Regions from separate parts of the Homo sapiens genome. Here regions 1 and 3 are each linked to region 2. A link is a contact called in ENCODE Hi-C or POLR2A ChIA-PET data. All regions are on one chromosome and are shown on one strand. The core of a region is the stretch at or near the end of the contact, and the rest is flanking DNA. Distances in the headings are between cores, read along the strand shown. Region 1 has its middle 22 kb from the start of LINC01271. Region 2 has its middle 58 kb from the start of LINC01271. Region 3 has its middle 94 kb from the start of LINC01271.

Region 1 (3,837 bases), core at 752-3,251, 36 kb before region 2:
GAACCCCTCCCACAATGGCTACAACAGAGGGCACGCAAGTGAGACGCCAGGAAGAACTGCTTCAGCTTCGTTATCCTCAAAGGTGTTCGTACCCATCAAGCCTCCTAGAGCAGACCTCCATGACAGCTGCCCATGGGACAGGTCCACTCTGGAGATATGTTTAGTTTGGTCCTTAAAGTATTTTTTTTTAATGTGAATCAATTGCCAACATCTGACATGCCAGGAGATTTCACATAAAGTCCTTTTCTCTGGCTTCTCTTGAAAAATGGGAAGATGTGGCCATACTGGGCCCACATTCCTACTGGACACAGGAGGCCTGGGAGTGGGGTTGCGGGAGGCCCTTTCTTAGTGGCACATAGTAGGTACTTTCCTGTTCACCCAGTCCCTGCATGCCCCACTTTCCTCATATCATTTCCTTGCCAGGGTCTTGAAGTATGAGTAGGAGTGCGCCAGAAAAGGGCAGTGGAAAAGCGTTCCAGCAAAGGGGAACAGCGTGAGTCGGTGAGATGCATCTGTTCAAGATTCACTCGACAAATATGTATTGATACTTACTGTATACACAGGGACATACAGCAAGAAACCAAACAAATCAAAATCTCTGCCCTCTGGTTCTCAGCTAGAGGTGGTTTTGTTCCCCATGGGACACTTGGTTATGTCTGGAGATGTGTGTGGTTGTCACAGCTGGGTGGAGGGAGGGTGCTATCAGCATCTAGTGGGGAGAGGCCAAGGAGGCTGCTGAACCAATCCTACAAAGCCCAGGGCAGCCTTCAGGTGCAGAATGATCTGGCCCCAAATGTCAGTCAAGCCAAGGTCGAGGGACCCTGGTCCGGGGGCACAGACACCAAATAGGACAAGCCAATGAACTCAAACCGTGAAGCCAGCAGCTGATGAGCACTTTCGGATTAAATGAGCCGGAGCATGGTGAGAGGGATGCAGAGGGGTGTGGCTGCTCAAACAGGTGCCGTCTGCACAGGGGCAGGTCCTGAAAAGATTGTGGCACTGCTGGCAGGGTGGCCCTGGCATTGTAGGTGTTCACTGAGTGGCACTTTCTTTTTTCCACCCTGCCTAATCTTCATGACGTCCTTGCTGTGGAGCAGGGATCTGTGTTCCTGACCGGGCATCGCAAGCCGTTAAGAGGCTGACCCAGGGCTCCTGACCACTCAGTCAGTGTCCTTGTGCTGCCTGGAGGTAGTGATGGTCTCTGAATTGCCTCCTGTCATTCAGTCAGTCAACAAACATCTAACAGGAGCCCATTGGGGCATAGGGGGAGGGAGCAACTTAGGGTGAACTGCTCAGCTTACAACATGTGGTAGGTACGCAGGAAAGACTGGTGAAAGGAATGAAAAGAAAGAATAAGTGAATAAGCAAGCCTCAGGCCATTAAGACAATGATCATGGCCAGCATTGATTGAGTGCCTACTGTGTGGCAGGCTCATCCTAAACCCTCCATGTGAGAGTCTTACAGAAGGAACACCTCTGAAAGGGGGGCCAACGACCATCCCCACTTTCAAGGTGAGAAGACTGAGGGGAAGAGAGGTGATGTCAACTGCCCGAGGCCTAGCAAGAGAATGGCAAGGCTGTCGCCGGAGCCTGGGCCTACCAGATCCCAGGGTGCACCTGCTGCCTCAGTGTTGTGTATGCTGTGGCTCAAATCGTTATGCCACCGGCCCTGTGAGGGAGGTGCTAGCATTATCCCATGTTACAGATGAGGAAACCAAGTCTCAGAGACAGGAAGTGACTTGCCCAAGGTCACACGGCATGTGTGTTTGAATCTAGATTTCACGTTTTCAGCCACCAAACCCTGCCCCTCGTAAGCCCTGGCCGCTCTGTGAGGAGGATGCGTAAGTCCCAAGGGGTTGGGGAGGGAAAGTGGGCCAGGGAGCTAAGCCCTCCAGGGTCTGCAGGACCAGGCAGGAGGCTCTGAAGGAGGCAGGGTCCCTGGTGGGCAGATGGGAGCAGGTGGGCCTGGGGAGCCGCCAGCCTTCCGCCCCCACGTGCAGGCATGCCCGCCAGGAGGGCCTGTGGAGAGGCCGCCCCGCGGTGTGTGCCAGGCTGACAATGGCTCCTTGTGTCTGTGCCGACGGTGGGAGAGGGGAGGTATTGTTTGCCAGGACACCTTCCCGCCAAGGCTGGCTGCAGGCGGTCCTTGTCCTAGGACGCTTGGCACGGGGCTGTTCCGGGCGCCAGAGGGAAGTGTGTGTGTGCATGTGTGTGGCTGGGTGTTCTGGGCCACGTTGGTGCTGGCTGCGGCTCCCTGGGTGTGCCTGTGCACGTGTGTGTGGGGTGAGGGCATGTGTGTCTATCTGAGTGTGCCCATGCACGTCTTGCACACCCATGGCCAGTGTGTCTGAATAGTCTTGTGGCTTGGGGCTTCCATGTGTCTCCCTGGGCGTGGCTGTGGCTGTGACTTTACGTCTGGCACCGTGTGTCTCTCTGTACCTCTGGACCACGTGTGGCTCTGAGCACCTTTGGTTTGCGTGCCCATGTATGTCTCAGCCTGTCCCTCTGCTTGTGTCTCCATCTCCCTCGGGGTCTGTCTGTGGAGCATCTTGATCCCAAGGGGGCAAGAAAGCCTCTGTTTCAGAGTGCGGGCTGAGTTCCATTCGTGGCTGATAGGTGAGGGAGGGGGCTTCAGGCAGAGGGAATGGTGGGTGCCCAAGCTGGGGGGCAGGATGGAGTTGGCAGATCTGCAAGAGCAGCCAGGAGGCTGGGTGGCCGCAGTGAAGTGAGTGGAGGTGAGAGGACACCAGGGGCCACCTGCAGGCCAGAGTCCAAAGTGAGGGGCAGCCATCAGAGGATCTGGATGGGACCATGACATGGTCTGTTTCATGGCAACGCCTTTGGCTGCAGGTGAAAAATGGGTTGTAGGGCAAGCCTGAGAGGTGTTGGGAGTCGCTGTGGCCAGTGTTAGGAAGCAGTTCCACAGCGCCACCTCAAGGAACCCCCACTCCATGGCAGGGGTTGCAACTTCCCCATTTTGCAGAGGTGGAAACTGAGGCCCAGGGAGGAGAAATGCCTCCCAAGGCCTGCAGCCTGGGAGCTGGCCCAATGCTAAAGCCAACCCTCCACCTCCTCCATCTTGGCTGCCTGCTCCTCTGCAAGTCGCTCTGCATCTTGAGGCTCTGGTGACGCCTGTGCTAAAGTCAGAGAACCTGGAGTCCTCGTCAGGTCAGGAACCAGGACTCTGGAGCCAGATGACTTGGGTTCGAATCCTGCCTCTGTAGCTGTGTGACCTTGGGCAAATCACTTAGCCTCTCTGCACCCCAGTGACCTCATTGGCCAAATGGGAGTGCTTGTTCATCATTACCTCCAAAGTGCTGTGCCACTAGATCCCACCTGTGACAGCCGCATCTCCTATCCCTGCTTTATTTTTCTCCAAAACACTCATCACCTTCTAGCATACTACATCTTGTATTTACTTCCGATGACACTGGAGTGTCCGTTCCACGGCATTTTGGGTTTTTTGTTCATGAGTAGTGTCTAGAACAGGGTCCTGCACATAGTTGGTGCTCAGGACTATTTTGTTGCAAGAACCAGGTAATACATGTGACATATGGGAACACAGCCTGGCACGTAGTGGGTGGAATGGAGGTGTCTGCTGTTGTCATTAAGTTGGGAGTAGGCACTTGGAAGCAGGACAGCCCAGTCAATCCTGATTAGGAATGGGTGTCCCATCTCCTTTTCTGCACATCCTTCTTGCCTTCAGGACCTGCTCAGCCCACTCTGGGCCAGACATCTTTTATATTGGTCTCTGAAAATAGGGAGACTCTGGCAGGTGCTATGAGCTGCTGGTTTCAAGCCTTATGAGGGATCAGTGACCCGGTTTCCCCACCTGACC
Region 2 (3,584 bases), core at 857-3,356:
TGTCCAGATGTGGCCGGAGGGTGGGGTCGACTGTGTGCGGTACGTGTGTATGGAGGTGACTGTGTGTCTGGCATGTGAATGTAAGATTTTAGGAAGGTGAGTGAGCTTGTGCACAGGTGTGTGTGTGTGCACGTGTGTGGCTAAGCATGTGTGAGTGAGTAGGCATCTGTGTGCCGTGTGTGGGAGCCGGGCAGGGGGCAGCGTGTATGGCTGAGTGTGCCAGCACATTGCTGAGCATGTACTCGTGTGCGTCTGGGTGTGTGAATGACAAAATAAGTGTATATGGTTAATTACATGAGTGTGTGAGTGAGTGTGGGGAGGGGATGTGTGTATCCTTGATTGTGGGAGTCAGAGTGTGTGTATGTGTGTGTGTGTATGTACATGCGCTGTTGTGAAGAGTTCTGCAAGAACCCCTCCCCTTTTTTAAATTTTATTTTTTGAGATGGAGTCTTGCTCTGTTGCCCAGGCTGGAGCACAGTGGTGCGACCTTGGCTCACTGCAACCTCTGCATCCCGGCTTCAAGCAATTCTCCTGCCTCAGCCTCCCGGGAAGCTGGGATTACACACGCGCAACACCACGCCCCGATAATTTTTGTATTTTTTTTTTAGTAGAGACGGGGTTTCACCATGTTGGCCAGGCTGGTCTTGAACTCCTGAACTCAGGTGATCCACCCGCCTGGGCCTCCCAAAGTGCTGGGATTACAGGTGTGAGCCACCGTGCCCAGCCAAGAAACCCCTTTTGCATACAGAGCTTTGCTCCTTTGCACGAAAATGCTTATGAACAGGTGGGGTCAGCTGGTGGATGTGTTTAAAATTTTGACAGAAATGGCCAAGGAGCTCTTTAGAAAGGGCAGAGGGGAGCGGTGATATCCAAGTTGATCCCTGACCAGTCAGAACAGGTGTCAGCTGCAAATACCCAAGCCAGCTGAGCCAGCCCTGGTCACTCCAACTTCTGCTCCCACCAGCAGCATCCAAGAAGGCTTGACCTTGAGTCATTCTCAGGCCATCCCCAAAGCAAACAGTGAATGGTGAGCTTTATAATAACAAAGTCAACATATTATAATCTCATGGGCCGTCAGTTACAATGGCAAACATTCATTCATTCATTCATTCACCAATATTCACTGAGCACCTACTATGCCCCAGGCACAGTTTCTGGTGCTGGGGATGCAGCCAAGAACAAGACGGACAAAAATTCCTTTGCTGGTGGCGCTGGTGGGAACAAGCAGACGACAAAATAAGTGAACAGCCTGTGGAGAGGGTTAATTGGTGGTAAGTGCTGTAGATAAAAATAAAGCAGGAACAGTAGATCCAGAACGCCAGGTGGGTTTGCAGTTTTAAAAAGACTGGTCAGTTGGGGCTCCAAGGGAAGCAGGCGTTTGGGTGAAGACCTGAAGGAGGTGAGGGCCAAGCCACATGGATCTCTAGCGGAAAAGCAAAGCAACCCCCAGGCAGAGGCCACGGCAAGCGCAAAGGGCCGGCGACAGCACACACTTGGCCAGTTCAAGGAACAGAGAAGGGGCCAGTGTGGATTTAGTAGCTTTTTAAAAACTAATGATAAAAGCAAATGGTGCTTGTGGAACCACCACACAGAAAAACGAATACAAGAGAAATTGAAAGTCCACAGTCGCTGAAGGGTGGGGGCAGGGGAGATGGACTAAGGATCCGGGTGTCTGGGGTACAGTTCACTTGATAATCAAAGCAATTTTCCGTTTTGACAAGGCAACGCCAAAATAGCGCAGCTGCATCCAAACCTCCCAGCCGCAGCGAAACACCCGGCGTTTTTACACTCGTACCCCAGCCCGACCCTGAGCCAGGCACGTAGTAGGCGCTCGGTCTGCTTCTACATCCTCCCAGCTCCCTGGGTCCTGAGGGGGCGAGGAAAGATGAGTGCAAACCCCCCAAGGTACAGACTGACTTATCCCCAGATCCCCACAGGCCGCCAGCCAGGCCCCCAGCGGCCCCGGAATGACAGCGTCGTCTCTTCCTCCTCCTGCTTTTATGAGCTGTGAAGGAGGCTTGTCTCGCGTTGCACAATTGCCCCTTAATTGCTATTTCCTCTCAGTTATGAATTATGTCATGGATATGGCCGCTCACGTTATTAAACTTCCACACAGGCCTTATCGTCTGGAGTCCGGCCAGCAACCCAGCCTGACCTACTTTCCCACCGGATTTCAAAACCGCCTCCCTTGTCCTCTCGTTGGACTTTTCCTAAGGAGAGTCTACTGTGCCCAAAAACTTGACGCTAAAAATAAAAACTAGAACGGAGAAGGGGGGCCACAGCTGGCCCCACCGAAGGCCTGAGGCTCGGAGAAGTCCCTGGTGACTGGGGCCAAACCCCTCCCTTCCTAGAAGCTTCCTCAGAAAACCTGTCCTTGCGATGCAGGGTTCCCAGCAGGACAGGCAGGGACACCAGCCATAGTCCCAGGTCCCCTGCGTGATCAGATCCCACTCTCGCCTTTCTCGGTCATGGCCGGGATGACTGACTTTGGAGGCAGGCAAACCTGGGTTCAAACCTTAGCTCTGACACTGACTAGCCCATTCATTCATTCATTCATTCACTCCAGGTATTGACTGTCTCCTGAGTGCTGGCCCTGTGCTGGGCAGTGGGGAAATATCTGAGAACGAGGCAGACACAGTCGCTGCCCTCATAGAACTTTTAATCTAGTAGGCAGAGATGGGCACAAAACACAAATTCTGAAATTAGGGCAATGAAGAAAATAAGACAGTGCGGTAGGTTTGAGAACAGCAGGGCTGCCCGTTTGAGACAGTCAGGGAGAACTCTCTGTGCGGAGGGGTCATTTAAGCAAAGACCCCAGTCATGAGAAGAGCCGGATCCAGGAAGCCAGCCCTAATGAGGGAGGGGCTCAGGAGGTGCCTCGCATGCAGGATAGAAGGAGGCGCTTGCTCTCAGTCTCAGCCACGCGCAGGTTGGCATTTGAGAGTGAGAGCCTCCTGAAAGCTTCACCCTGGGGATCTCACTTGCCCCAACCTAGTCCTGGGCCTGCTGGGAAGGAAAGGCATCTAAGCAAAGGGCGCAGCGAATGCAAAGGCCCTGCAGTGGGATGAGCCTGGCGCTCTGGTGCAGAGAGAGCCAGGGAAGAGTGCAGTGCAGGGATGGGGACGTGGGTGAAGCTGGAGAGGTGGGGGTGCAGACCACAGAGGGCCTCGAAGGCCATGCTGAGGATTTGGTAAGGGAGAAGCTCTATTGTGAGGGCAGAGCTGGCAATCCTCGTGGGTGAGGTGATATTTGCCGGGGAGGTAGGGAAGACTCAGGGTGCATTTCTAGGCCGGATGACTTCTTGATTGATGTAGGAGAGATTAGCAAGTGCTTCATTTCTCAGTCTTTAATATTCTTCATCTGGGAAGTGGGAATAATAACATCAACCTCCCCAGAGAAGGTACCATACTTAGCACAGTGATTTACCTGGGTCACCCAGGAAGTTCGTGGCTCAGCCAGGACTGGAACCCAGGCCCTGCTCTCCAGGATGATCGCAACAGGCAGGGGCTGGATCTTGGCATGAGATTCTCCAGCGATGCCACCTCCCGGCCAAACAGGCCTCAGCAGCAGGGGCTGGATTTTTT
Region 3 (3,525 bases), core at 908-3,407, 36 kb after region 2:
TGTGCAGACATGAAAAATGGAGATTCGCCACACAGAGATGTGGAAAGATGTCCCCAATACGTTAAGTGAAAAAATAGGCCACAGGATAGTATTATATATTGTACAATCCCTTTTGAAAATTCACTAGTCATTTATTCAGAAAATATTCATTATGGACCTAATGTGGTGTGGAAGACCCAGACGCGGTCTTGCCTGCCTCCTGGAACTGACCGCACAGTGGGGAAGGCAGATGACGATCAGATCAGTACACAAACATATCATCCAAACCTTTGATCAGCACTAAGGAAAGATACCTGGTGCTACCAGAATGTGCACACACATCAAGTGATGGAAAAAGCCTGCGAGGATGTGCTCCAAAATGTCAAAGTGGTAGTAAGGTTTCAGGAGATTCCACTTTCCTTTTTTGTTTGTTTTTTGGGATGGGGTCTTACTCTGTCACCCAGGCTGGAGTGCAGTGGCATGATCATGGCTCACTGCAGCCTCGACCTCCTGGGCTCAAGCCATCCTCCCACCTTAGCCTCCCGAGTAGCTGGGACCACAGGCGTGCACCAGCACACCCGGCTAACTTCTTTTTTTCTTTTTTTAATTTTGTAGAGATGAAGGTCTTGCTATGTTGACCAGGCTGATCTTGAACTCCTGGGATCAAGTAATCCTCCTGTTTCAGCCTCTCAAAGTGCTGGGATTACAGGCATGCGTTACCACACCTGGCTTGATTCCACTTTTCTTATGCTCCTCTTTCTTTTGATTGTCTGTAGGTTCTGATTTTTTAAAATAAATGTCATGATTTATAATCGAGTGAATAAAAAAAAAACTCAAAATGAATAGGAGCAGGAGAGCTGGAACTCACGGGTCTGCAGAGGACTTAGACCCAGGGAAGGAAGAATACACAAGAAACCAATCAACAGAGGCTGGAGTAGGAGGTATCCTCACTTCTCCCTGGATACCTTTTGAACCTTTTGAATATGTAAGTATTCAAATAATAGTAATAAGCAAAGGTATTTTAAAATGAAACTTTGAGTCAAGTTTTATTTTCGTGAAAAATGAAAAAACAGACAACAGTAGGATCTCAATTTAAATACGCGAGCTGAGCTGAATTCCCGTGCACATCTTAGAGTGGTTCTCTCTGGGTCACCTTTTTAGTTTTCTTCTTTGTACTTTTCTGTGTCTCCTATATTTAAAATAAGAAGAATAAAAAAAGACGAGAAAAAAAGACTACCGAATATAGACCATTTACCACGGGCAAGATCCCATTCTGGGTGCTTTACAAACATGCTTTTGCTTCATCCCCATGACCTTCTCATTCCTTACTTTCATTTGACAGATGAGGAAACTGAGGCTCAGAGCACAAAGTCACCGGCCAGGGTCACCCGGCCGGATTTGACCCGCGTTGATCAGATCCTAAAGTCTGTCTCTAAACTAGAAAGCTCAAGTACCCTTGGTATGTCCTTCAAGGAAACGACTTTGCTTTGAAAATCAGGGGGAAAAAATAAACAAACCAAACAAGAAATATGACATTTTTTTAAACCACTTATTTAAGCTCTGATGGGACCTGAGACCAGCCGAGCTTGGGGAGGGTTTCTCGGCAGGGCACTGTTTGTGTTGTGGGTGGGGCTGTCCTGCCTGGCAGTCCCCCATGGCACATCCCTGCCTGCTCGTCAGCCATGTTCCCCTGTCACTGTGACACTCAGATCCCCCATCTCTGCCAGCCTCCCCTCCTTGAAGACTGCTGGCCTAGACACTGCAGTGACACTGAATTCCTGCTGGGGCCTCGCTCCTGTTGTCCTGTGAGCCACTGTGGGTTGACACCCCCTGCAGACCTGAGAAGCAGGTGCCTCAATGGCTTTGTTTTACAAGGAGACTCAGAGAGGGCTGGGTGACTTGTCACACAGCCAAGACTTGGCCCCATGCAATACTGCCTACCCTCTGGGACCAAGTCTTTTGTGGTTGTGGGGTCGAAGCAGGGGAAGGGAAAGGCGAGTGGCCTGCAGCCCCAGGCTCAGAGGGAAGGCAGCCACAAAGCGCGGTCCACTCTCCAGCCAGCTGAGCTAGGCCGGGAGAAGTGAAGCTTTGCTGCCAGGCTGGGTAGGCCAGGCCGGGCGGCGGGCAGGCGGCCACTACAGTGGGGACCGGGAAGTCGAGCACTCCCTCTCGCCTGCCCGGCAGTGTCCCATGGCCGCCCGCCAGGCCCCGCCTGACGTCAGGGTCTGACCAGGGACATAATGTGCTGGCGTGGGGACAAGGGCTGACTGCAGAGAGACAGAGCCGCAAGGCGGGGCGGCCAGGGGAGGCGGGCAGGCAGAGGAGGAGAGAGAGAAAGGGAGAGAGAGAAACAGGCAGAGTGAGAGAGAGAGAGCGAGAGACAGGGGATGGGAAAGAGAAACACAAACAGATGGAGAGAGAAGGAAACAGAGGGAGGGAGAGAGACCGAGAAAGTGAAAAAGAGAAACAGACAGAAAAGAGACACAGAGAAGGAGAAAAACACAACTAGGAAGATGTTCAGGGAAAGCTGGAGAGACAGCAAGAGCCAGAGAGACAGCAAGAGCCAGAGAGAGGAAAGTGGAGGTGCTGGGGGGGAAATGACAGAGAGAGGAGGCCTAGCAGGGGCTGTGCGGTTAAGGGCAGGTGCTTGGGAGACCCCAGACCTGGGCTGGGGCTTTGACTCTGCCCCTGTGAGCTGTTGACTCACCTCTGAGAGCCTCCACTCCTTACCTGGTGCAATGGGAGTCTGAGTAACAGGGCTTCGCTCATCTGGGGAGGGGACAGAGCCCCTTTCCATGATGCGAGAGGGAGAACAGGAGTCAGATCTGTGTAAAGTACTTTGGCAGAGCCCTGCATGTAGTAAGTGCTCAATAAATTGGAGGTGAAAATTGAGAAAGAGTTGGGAAGTGGGAAATGGAATGCCAGAGTGTGAGTGGATGGGGGTCGCCCCCATGGACAGAAACTCTCGCTCCACAGCACTCCCTTCCCTGTAGCCTTGGAACAACCCCCTTCCTGTCCCTGCATGGCTTCAGCTTGAGGCCACCAGCACAGACCTTGGCCTGGCCTTGCCTGTCTTGGGGCCCAACCCCCTGCTTATGGGTTCAAGAAGGCCATGATCCCAAGGCCATCGCGTCACCAAAGCCAAGCAAGGCCAGACCCTGGTCACTTCTGGCTTTCCAGCCTCGTCACCCCTCAGCCGCTTAATTGTTAAATGGCCTGGCAGGGCTGAGGGACTGAGCCAGCCGCCTGTCTGGGTGGGGGCAGCCGTTCCCGCATGTCCTCCATTAGTGCAGGGGCACACACGCCAGAGGCCTCAGGTAGCACTTGCTGAGGTGAGGATGCAAAGATCCCTTTCTCTAGCTCCCACTATTCCCAGAAGCCTTCATCAGCCTCAGCCTCGGCCTCAAATTCTCACTGTGTGCCAGGCATGCTTCTGAGCGCTTCACAGGATTAATCTACTTAATCCTCCTGACAGCCCCAAGAGATGAAGTGCTAACATTATCTCATTTTACAGATGAAGACGCTGAGGCTCAGAGAGCTGGAGTC

The links. A loop is a pair of places that touch in the nucleus more often than their neighbours do. ChIA-PET counts read pairs that join two places held with the same protein, here RNA polymerase II (POLR2A). Pooled maps may share reads with other maps.
Region 1: a loop to region 2 is called in a map of HepG2, with 9 times the contacts of the local background. The contact joins two enhancer-like sites. A Hi-C loop is called at or near these places in 15 of 168 maps with a recorded cell type or tissue (CD14-positive monocyte, CD4-positive, alpha-beta memory T cell, CD8-positive, alpha-beta T cell and 10 more), 2 of 37 single-sample maps with no recorded cell type and 17 of 50 pooled maps. POLR2A ChIA-PET finds 5 or more read pairs at or near these places in 13 of 52 experiments (HepG2, MCF 10A, T-cell and 8 more).
Region 3: a map of heart left ventricle shows a loop between it and region 2 (11-fold over the local background). The contact joins two enhancer-like sites. A Hi-C loop is called at or near these places in 13 of 168 maps with a recorded cell type or tissue (CD14-positive monocyte, Caco-2, HepG2 and 7 more) and 12 of 50 pooled maps. POLR2A ChIA-PET finds 5 or more read pairs at or near these places in 4 of 52 experiments (HepG2, MCF 10A, endothelial cell of umbilical vein and 1 more).

Annotation. Positions count from the first base shown.
Region 1 is chr20:50,341,655-50,345,491 of GRCh38, forward strand. No RefSeq gene overlaps it. Among named protein-coding and RNA genes, the nearest start is that of LINC01271, 22 kb to the left of the region's middle. Within about 2 kb of position 2,002, at least 2 of the 41 ENCODE cell types and tissues checked have a DNase peak (open chromatin) inside an H3K27ac peak, as active enhancers do.
Region 2 is chr20:50,377,350-50,380,933 of GRCh38, forward strand. No RefSeq gene overlaps it. Among named protein-coding and RNA genes, the nearest start is that of LINC01271, 58 kb to the left of the region's middle. RefSeq lists a silencer at 1,719-2,147. Within about 2 kb of position 2,107, at least 26 of the 41 ENCODE cell types and tissues checked have a DNase peak (open chromatin) inside an H3K27ac peak, as active enhancers do; they include PC-3, heart left ventricle and heart right ventricle, where a contact is called at or near this core.
Region 3 is chr20:50,413,579-50,417,103 of GRCh38, forward strand. No RefSeq gene overlaps it. Among named protein-coding and RNA genes, the nearest start is that of LINC01271, 94 kb to the left of the region's middle. Within about 2 kb of position 2,158, at least 32 of the 41 ENCODE cell types and tissues checked have a DNase peak (open chromatin) inside an H3K27ac peak, as active enhancers do; they include PC-3, heart left ventricle and heart right ventricle, where a contact is called at or near this core.